Linked DNA regions of Homo sapiens: region 2 is linked to region 1. A link is a contact called in ENCODE Hi-C data. All regions are on one chromosome and are shown on one strand. The core of a region is the stretch at or near the end of the contact, and the rest is flanking DNA. Distances in the headings are between cores, read along the strand shown.

Region 1 (3,573 bases), core at 879-3,378:
TTTCCTGACTTTTGAATGATCACCATTCTAACTGGCGTTGCACATCCGTTCTTTATTCCCTTTTGTTCTCCCTGCCTGCTTGGAATTTAAATATTTTTGTTTTATTCATTTAGTAGTTACTTTCATATTTGTCATAGGCATCTTAATTTCATATATTTCTCACAAATCAAGACAGTGTACCCCCTTTTTAAACAAGGTTTGGAATTTTCAGTTCTTTCCCTTTTCTCATAACTTAGCTCCCACCAGCAACTATGTCATTCTTATCTACAGTTTTAGTTCTGACTTCTTTTAAAACATAAATTGTTCTTTTGTTCACATAAATTATTATAATTATGGCTAAGTCTTTTATTATATCATAATTGTTATATCATAATAAAAGGCATAGCAATAATGATAATAATTTATATTGTTATTATTTTGAGTGAATACTTACCATATTTATCAATTATATATGAGATATACATTGTTTCACTATTTAACTTCCCTGTGATCGTGAGGTTAAATTCTGTCTTTAATTATAATTGATTTTTTTTCTTAGAAGTTAATAAAGTAGCAGTATATCTTACATAACAGTGTATCTTATAATTGGTAACATCTTAGATGGGATGAAATAAAGTGTTTAGCATCACCAATGTATTTTCTTACCAATCTCTTTGCTCATTGTTGCTTCTTGCATCCCACTCCTTCCAAAGTTCATTTTTCTTCTTGCTGAAATATATTCTCTAATTCTCACAGTGAGGATCCATGAGTTCCTTATTTTCTGACTCCTTGAATGTCTGAGAATGTCTTTATTTTACACTCACGATTGAATGATGCTTTGGCTGGGAATAGAATTCTATGATCACAATTTTTCCCTTACCATTTTACAGATAGTTCTTCATTTCCTCTGACATCTGTGGCTTCTGATTAGAAGCCTGCTGTCACCTGCCTGTGATTTATTTGTCCATTATCTGTCTTTCCTCTCTGTCTTATTAATGTTTTTTCTCTTTATGTTTTGCAGCTGCACTGCAGGTCTAGGGGTGCAATTGTCAAGGTTTCCAGCTTGGAGTTCAGTGAGCCATGTCTCGATTTCTGGAAAACTCTCTTTGGACATTACTTCTCCACTGAACTCTTGTCTCTTTTCCTTCATACTTGGCTTCTCCATTATCATTACTAAATCCTGGGATTTTCCCCCACTCCTGTCTTTTAATTTCCCAGCCATGCTTTCAACTGAAAGCAATCTATACTCTACTGAGGGTTTTTTTATGACCGCATTTTCATACCCCAGATTTTTTTTTTTTTTTGAGGCGGAGCCTCTCTGTCTCTCAGGCTGGAGTGCAGTGGCGCAATCTCAGCTCACTGCAGCCTCTGCCTCCTGGGTTCAAGCAATTCTCCTACCTCAGCCTCCCGAGTAGCTGGGATTATAGGTGTGTGCCAGCACGCCTGGCTAATTTTTATATCTTTAGTAGAGACAGGGTTTTGCCATGTTGGCCAGGCTGGTCTCAAATTCCTGACCTCAGGTGATCCACCTGCCTGGGCCTCCTAAAGTTCTAGGATTACAGGTGTGAGTCACCGCACCTGGCCCATACCCCAGATTTCTAACCAAGAGGTTTTTTTCTCCCATATCTGCCTCTTCTATTTCAAAACTGCCTTTCTTATCCCACAACTTCATATTATTTCATGGATACTATGCTGTCCTTTATTTATGTGAGAGTTTTTAACTTCTAAAAATTATTATTTCACTTAATTTCATGTTTATTTTTATCTATTTTAATGTTTTATTCTTTCTTCATGTATTTATCTAAACCTGAAAGTCTTAATGTCATTTTCAGATGGCTTTATTATGTCTATTTCCTCAATCATAAATTCCTCTATTTTTGTGGATCTGTCATTCTTGGTGCTAGATTTTCTCATGTCTTTAGAATCATGTGTTTAGAAATTCATGTTTGACAGCCCCTTTTCCACTGGAGGGCTTTCCCACAGGTACACCTCTCTTCAGGGCCGTTTTAAGGCTTCTTTTTTTAAAGGATCTACAGGGTGCCTAGCTCCCAAGCAGGTCTTATGGTAGTGGCTTAGCTTAGGCTCCACATTCCAATGGGTGGAGCGGTTTTAGGACCTGGCACAGGACTGAGCACTTGTCTCATCCGCGGCCTCTGCCCAGCTCCTGGCAAGCAGCCTAGAATCTGGCTACAGCCCATGGTGTGTGGGCAGCATTCTCAGCCCCTTCCATGATCAGGCAGCTGGTCCTGGCCCCGTGCCAGTGCAGGGTGGCCAGCTCAGCCCCTGCCGGGCAGCTTTGCTATCCCAGCCCCTCTTAAGCCCACTTGTCTTCTTAGCTCTCCACAAGTGTGAGCTCCTGCTTTCAGCTGTGACCTTCTCCCATTTCTTATCCAGAGGCGTGGGTTTCTTGTTTTTAATCACAGTGACATTATATTTCTCATTTTTATCTAACTACCTAGTAGCCTGTGTGTTGGGAGCAGTCAATCTCTCCTGTGGACCTGGCACTCTGGTTGAAGTTCAGTGTTCTAAGGCATCCTGAGATCCGCAGAGGCACTGCCAGCTGACGGTAGGGACAGTGACATGTGATATGATGGTGGGGACAGTGGGGTGCTCTGGACACACCTCCAGCTGCTACCAGGGAGCTCTACTTGCAGGGGTTTGTATACAAGTTTATATACAAAATCTCTATTACTAATAAGCCAAATATTTGGAACCCATACTCTAGCCCAAGCATCTCATTTTCCAGATGGAGATGAGGCTGTTAGTTCCAAAGCCAGGCGGGAAACTAGGTCTGCTCATGTCCTGTCTGACACTCTCAGAACTGCACCAGGCATAGGTCTGCTAGGCGCCCTGTAATGCCCATCTCATCCCACATGATGGGGTCACCTCCCTCACTTCATCCCCAAGACGAAGCAGTTGGGAACTCAGCCCAAGAGGAAACTTACTTCCAAACCCATCTGGAACACTGATTCATGTAACCAAAACCACCTAGCTGCCCGCCTGGAGAAGGTTCTGGGTTGTGGCACTGCAGGATCCAGTAAGGCCCGGGCCTCTATTTACACACATTTCAAAGAGAGTGGACCCCTCTCAAAGCTGCAGCAGCAGCGCCTCAGGGACCAGTGTCCAGGAATTCCCCCAGCTCACCTGGCAGTGCTGCCTAAAGGTTTAGGTCTGGCCGGATGCAGTGGATCATGCTCCCCCTTTGGCCTCCCAAAGTGCTGGGATTACAGGCATGAGACCAGGAGCTCAAGAACAACTTGGGCAATATAGCAAGACCCCCGTCTCCAAAACAACAACAACAAAATTGTTTTTAATGAGCCAGTTGTATTTGTGTGTGCCTGTTATCCCAGCTTACTCGGGAGGCTAGGGCTAGAGGATTGCTGAGCTCAGTTCAAGGCTGCAGTGAGCTATGATCTATCCACTGCACTCCAGCCTGGGTGACAGAGCGAGACCCTATCCCTAAGGAAAAAAAAAAATGTAGCTGAAACATTGACCCATTCGTAAGGTAGGTGACTCAGAGTGTACTTCCAGCTGATTCTCTGGCACAGCTAGGAGCATCCAGTCAATTACTCAAAGGATTCTTGATGATGGCCA
Region 2 (3,627 bases), core at 447-2,946, 300 kb after region 1:
GTCACTGATCCCCTGGGATGGTCCTCACCCCCTATACTAAGTAACCAAGTAACGTCCTTCAAGGCACAGCCCCGGGGGCGAGTCCCCTGCTAACAAAGCCATTGAATGCTCCCTGTGCCTGTTGATAAGTCCCAAGCTCTGGCCTCTGTGTGCCTGGGCAGGGGGATCATGCCAGGCTGTGACTTCCTGCCTTTGCTCCTGCCCCTGCTGGGATGGAAGCTGCTCCCTCAGCCCTCCTGGGCAGAGCCCTTGGAGCCTGCAGGGCCTGTCTCAAACACCACCTCCTCCAGGGCTCCCACCAAGTCCCCTGGAGGATGCACTGTGTCTCCCTGATGGCGCTGCCCTTCGTGCTGCAAGCCATGTGCTTCGATGTCACCATTGCGCCCCACAATGGCCAGGCCCCGCACCTGCCACATAGACCAGTCACTGAATATCTGCAGGGCTGAGCCAGTACTCTTTCTCTTTGCCCAGGTTAAGAGAACGGGCACCACCCACACCCCGACAACCATAGAAAACCCCTATCACAAGCCCAACACCCCACCAAAGTCCCCAGCACACCTGCACCTGCCCAGCAGCACACAGTTGCTGACGTGATTAGAGTCAGCACCACCTGATTTATGACTAAGCAAATGGCCACACTGTGGGGAGGATGGAAGCAGGGGTGGGGCTGCCATTCCTTGCACAGCCAAAGGTCATGGGGGACTCACTCTGACTCCTCACAAACACAGCAAGAAAGGCTGCTTTCACCCAGCCTTGTGGGCATGGGGCGCACAGACACGCACCCTCCTCCAGGCCACAGCTCTGCATTTTGGGTCCCTGAGCCATCCCAGTAGGGTGTCAAATCCCTCTCCTGTTCTTACTCCGCTCAAACTGCTTCCCAGGCCAGCAGGGAGGTGAACCACGCTGACCCAGGTAGTTCTGTTTAGGTCTTGTGCCCCAACAGTGGGCAAGATGATGCCCTCTGTGACCAAAAGTATTTACCCCAAGTTCCCCCAGGCCCTCCCTTCTGTGTCCCATTAGCAACTTTGCCCATCAGGCTCAGCTGCTGGCCAGGCCTGGCCTCCTTGGCATGAGCTGGGGCAGAGCTGCACACGGTACACACTTCACTGCAATAAACACAGCTTTCATCCCCTATTCAGGTCAACCAATAATGCTCAGCTAGAGACACTGACCAAATTCACAGAGGGATTATGCCTACAAATCCACGGATAAGTCAGCGGTTTAGAAAAAGAACATCTCCCCAGAGAACCAGTGCTCCATGGGCAAGGTAAGGATCCTGAGTGAGCCAAAAAAAGCTCTGCCGTGCACTCTGGACTTGAAGCACAGAGCCCTGAACACTGTACCCAAAGAATGAAAGAGGGTGCTAGTCAGGTTGAGCCCTTCTTGGAAGGCCCAGACCACATCTCCTTCCCCTAGTCGGTCAGTGATATCCCTGCCCTGCCCCCTGGGGGGTTTGAGGAGACCCTCCTCCCTTCAGCCCAGCTTGGTGGTTGTGGGCAGACTAGCAAGGGCTGGGATCTGGGAACCATCAGAGCTTGCCAGCCCCAAAGCCTTTAGTCCACATAGCTTCTTTCCATCAGCAGACCTGCAGCCTACCCTCCCAGGGTGTGGCCTATCCTGGCAACCAGAACACCTGCACATGGCTCACCGCCCTCCAAGGCTCCCCTATCCCCGTGCCGCGTTAGGGCAACCCTGAGGTCCCGAAGGATTCTGACTCATCAGAATGCAGTCCCTGACTTCAGCTCACACCCACCTCCCACCGCAGGGAGGGCCAGGCCTTACTCAGCCTGTCTCTGACAGAGCAAGAGACAGCTGGCCGTGAACTTAGGACAGTCCTGCCAGAGCAGGCTCCACTTCCTGAGCAGTGCCCTGGGGTAAAGCAAGAGGCTGCACTGCGAAGAGGGGAGAGGAGCAGGAAAGGAGAGGAAAAGACAAGCTTGCAGGAGGAGGTAGGAAGGTAGATAAGGATGTTTCTCTTCCTTCCTGTGCCAGCTCCACGTCCATTTAAGCTGGTGGCTGGAAATGCAGAAGTGAACAAGCCAAAGCCCTGGCATCAAGGAGGAAGCACCGTGGGAAAAAGACATAGAAACAAAAAGGACAAACTGGAATAAAGGCCACACTGGAAGGATGAAAACAAGGTGGGAATTCAGAGAACAATGAAGGGCTCCACAGAGTCGGGAGGGCAGGACAAGCTGGGCCTGGAGGATGAGCTGTTGTGTGCCAGGCGGGTTGAGGGAAGACACACAAGAAGGTAGACAGCGGGCCCTTGGGAGTGAGGCCAGGGAAGGCAGGAGACAGGGCTCAGAGGCATGGCTGGAGATGGAAGTGGGGCAGAGAGCAAGGGCAAGCCTAAATGCTGGGTGCAGCCTGGTGTGTAAAAAGGGAGGAGAGCTGCAGTGTGGCTCACCCTGAGGAGGGTGTGGAAGTAGAAAGATGGCACTGGGTGTGGGGCACAAAGTGAGTCCAAGAGCAGTGCCCTGGAGGCAGGGAAGCCAACGGGGAGCCTGGTGGGACACTCTGGTCTGAACGTAAGGAATAGGGGCACAGAGGGGTGCTGGGGAGCGAGCATGACTTGCCAAGGGGGCAGGGGAAGGAGAGTGAGGCTGAGTTTCCAGCTTGGACAACTGGGTAGGGGAAGGTGGCGGTGGTGCCATTCACCAAGAGAGGAAATGACTGGGAGGAACACTGAGGGGTGGGGACCAACGGCCACTAGGACATTCCCGTGCCTCCATTCTGTCCTTGCCAACAGCCCTAGGCAAACGGCGCAGCTCAATGCCTTCTGCGCTCAATGCCTTCTGGGGGCTTTGGCATCCCCCATTAGTACCCCAATCTCACCTGCATCCAAACGTTGTCTGTAGCAAAGTAGTGATTCCCACACAGAAGAAAATGGTCCCAATGAGCTGGCTGGTGGCCCACTGGTCGTACCCCACACACATGGCATCGGCCAACAGGAAGGGCACTGCGATCGTGCCGCTGAAGCATGTCAGGTAGTGCTGTGGGCAGGAAAAGGGTCAGAGGAGAAACAGTAAACCCTTCCTCATTTATTCTTGATTTCATCCTAATTCTTCTCTCTTATTGTCGTTAAAAAATAGCCCACATAAAGAATCTCCTTGGTTTTTCGACCAAGCCATACTTTTTTCCTTCTTTTTCAGTATTTCTCCTTTGTTGTTAAGACAGTTTCACTCCCATTGCCCTCGACGGAGTGCAATGGTGCGATCTTGGCTCACTGTGACCTCCACCTCCCAGGCTCAAGCAATTCTCCTGCTTCAACCTCCCAAATAGCTGGGATTACAGGGGCGCACCACCACGCCCAGCTTATTTTTGTATTTTTTGTAGCGATGGGTTTTCACCGTGTTGGCAAAGCTGGTGTCAAACACCTGGGCTCAAGCGATCCGCCTGCCTCTCCCTCTCCAAAGTGCTGGGATTACAGGCGTGAGCCACCACGCCCAGCTGCATTTCTCCTTTTCATTACATTTTATTGTCTTACTATTCACTGTCATTATTACTTATTACTTGGATGAATCCATGCCTCACAAAGGAAACAGTCAATATCAGCACTGGTGATATTTTACTTATGTAATTCTTATTAGAAATATTTGGGTTTCTTCCCCAAAATGCTTTTCTGGC

Evidence for each region. Hi-C counts contacts between places; a loop is a spot of excess contacts on that map. Pooled maps may share reads with other maps.
Region 2: a map with no recorded cell type shows a loop between it and region 1 (2.3-fold over the local background). The contact joins two enhancer-like sites. A Hi-C loop is called at or near these places in 4 of 37 single-sample maps with no recorded cell type and 5 of 50 pooled maps.

Annotation. Positions count from the first base shown.
Region 1 is chr20:4,599,608-4,603,180 of GRCh38, forward strand. No RefSeq gene overlaps it. Among named protein-coding and RNA genes, the nearest start is that of PRNP, 85 kb to the right of the region's middle. Within about 2 kb of position 2,129, at least 12 of the 41 ENCODE cell types and tissues checked have a DNase peak (open chromatin) inside an H3K27ac peak, as active enhancers do.
Region 2 is chr20:4,896,720-4,900,346 of GRCh38, forward strand. It overlaps SLC23A2 (solute carrier family 23 member 2), which reads right to left. Exons shown (of 17, transcript NM_005116.6): 6 at 2,836-2,993. Among named protein-coding and RNA genes, the nearest start is that of RASSF2, 75 kb to the left of the region's middle. RefSeq lists an enhancer at 50-571. Within about 2 kb of position 1,697, at least 5 of the 41 ENCODE cell types and tissues checked have a DNase peak (open chromatin) inside an H3K27ac peak, as active enhancers do.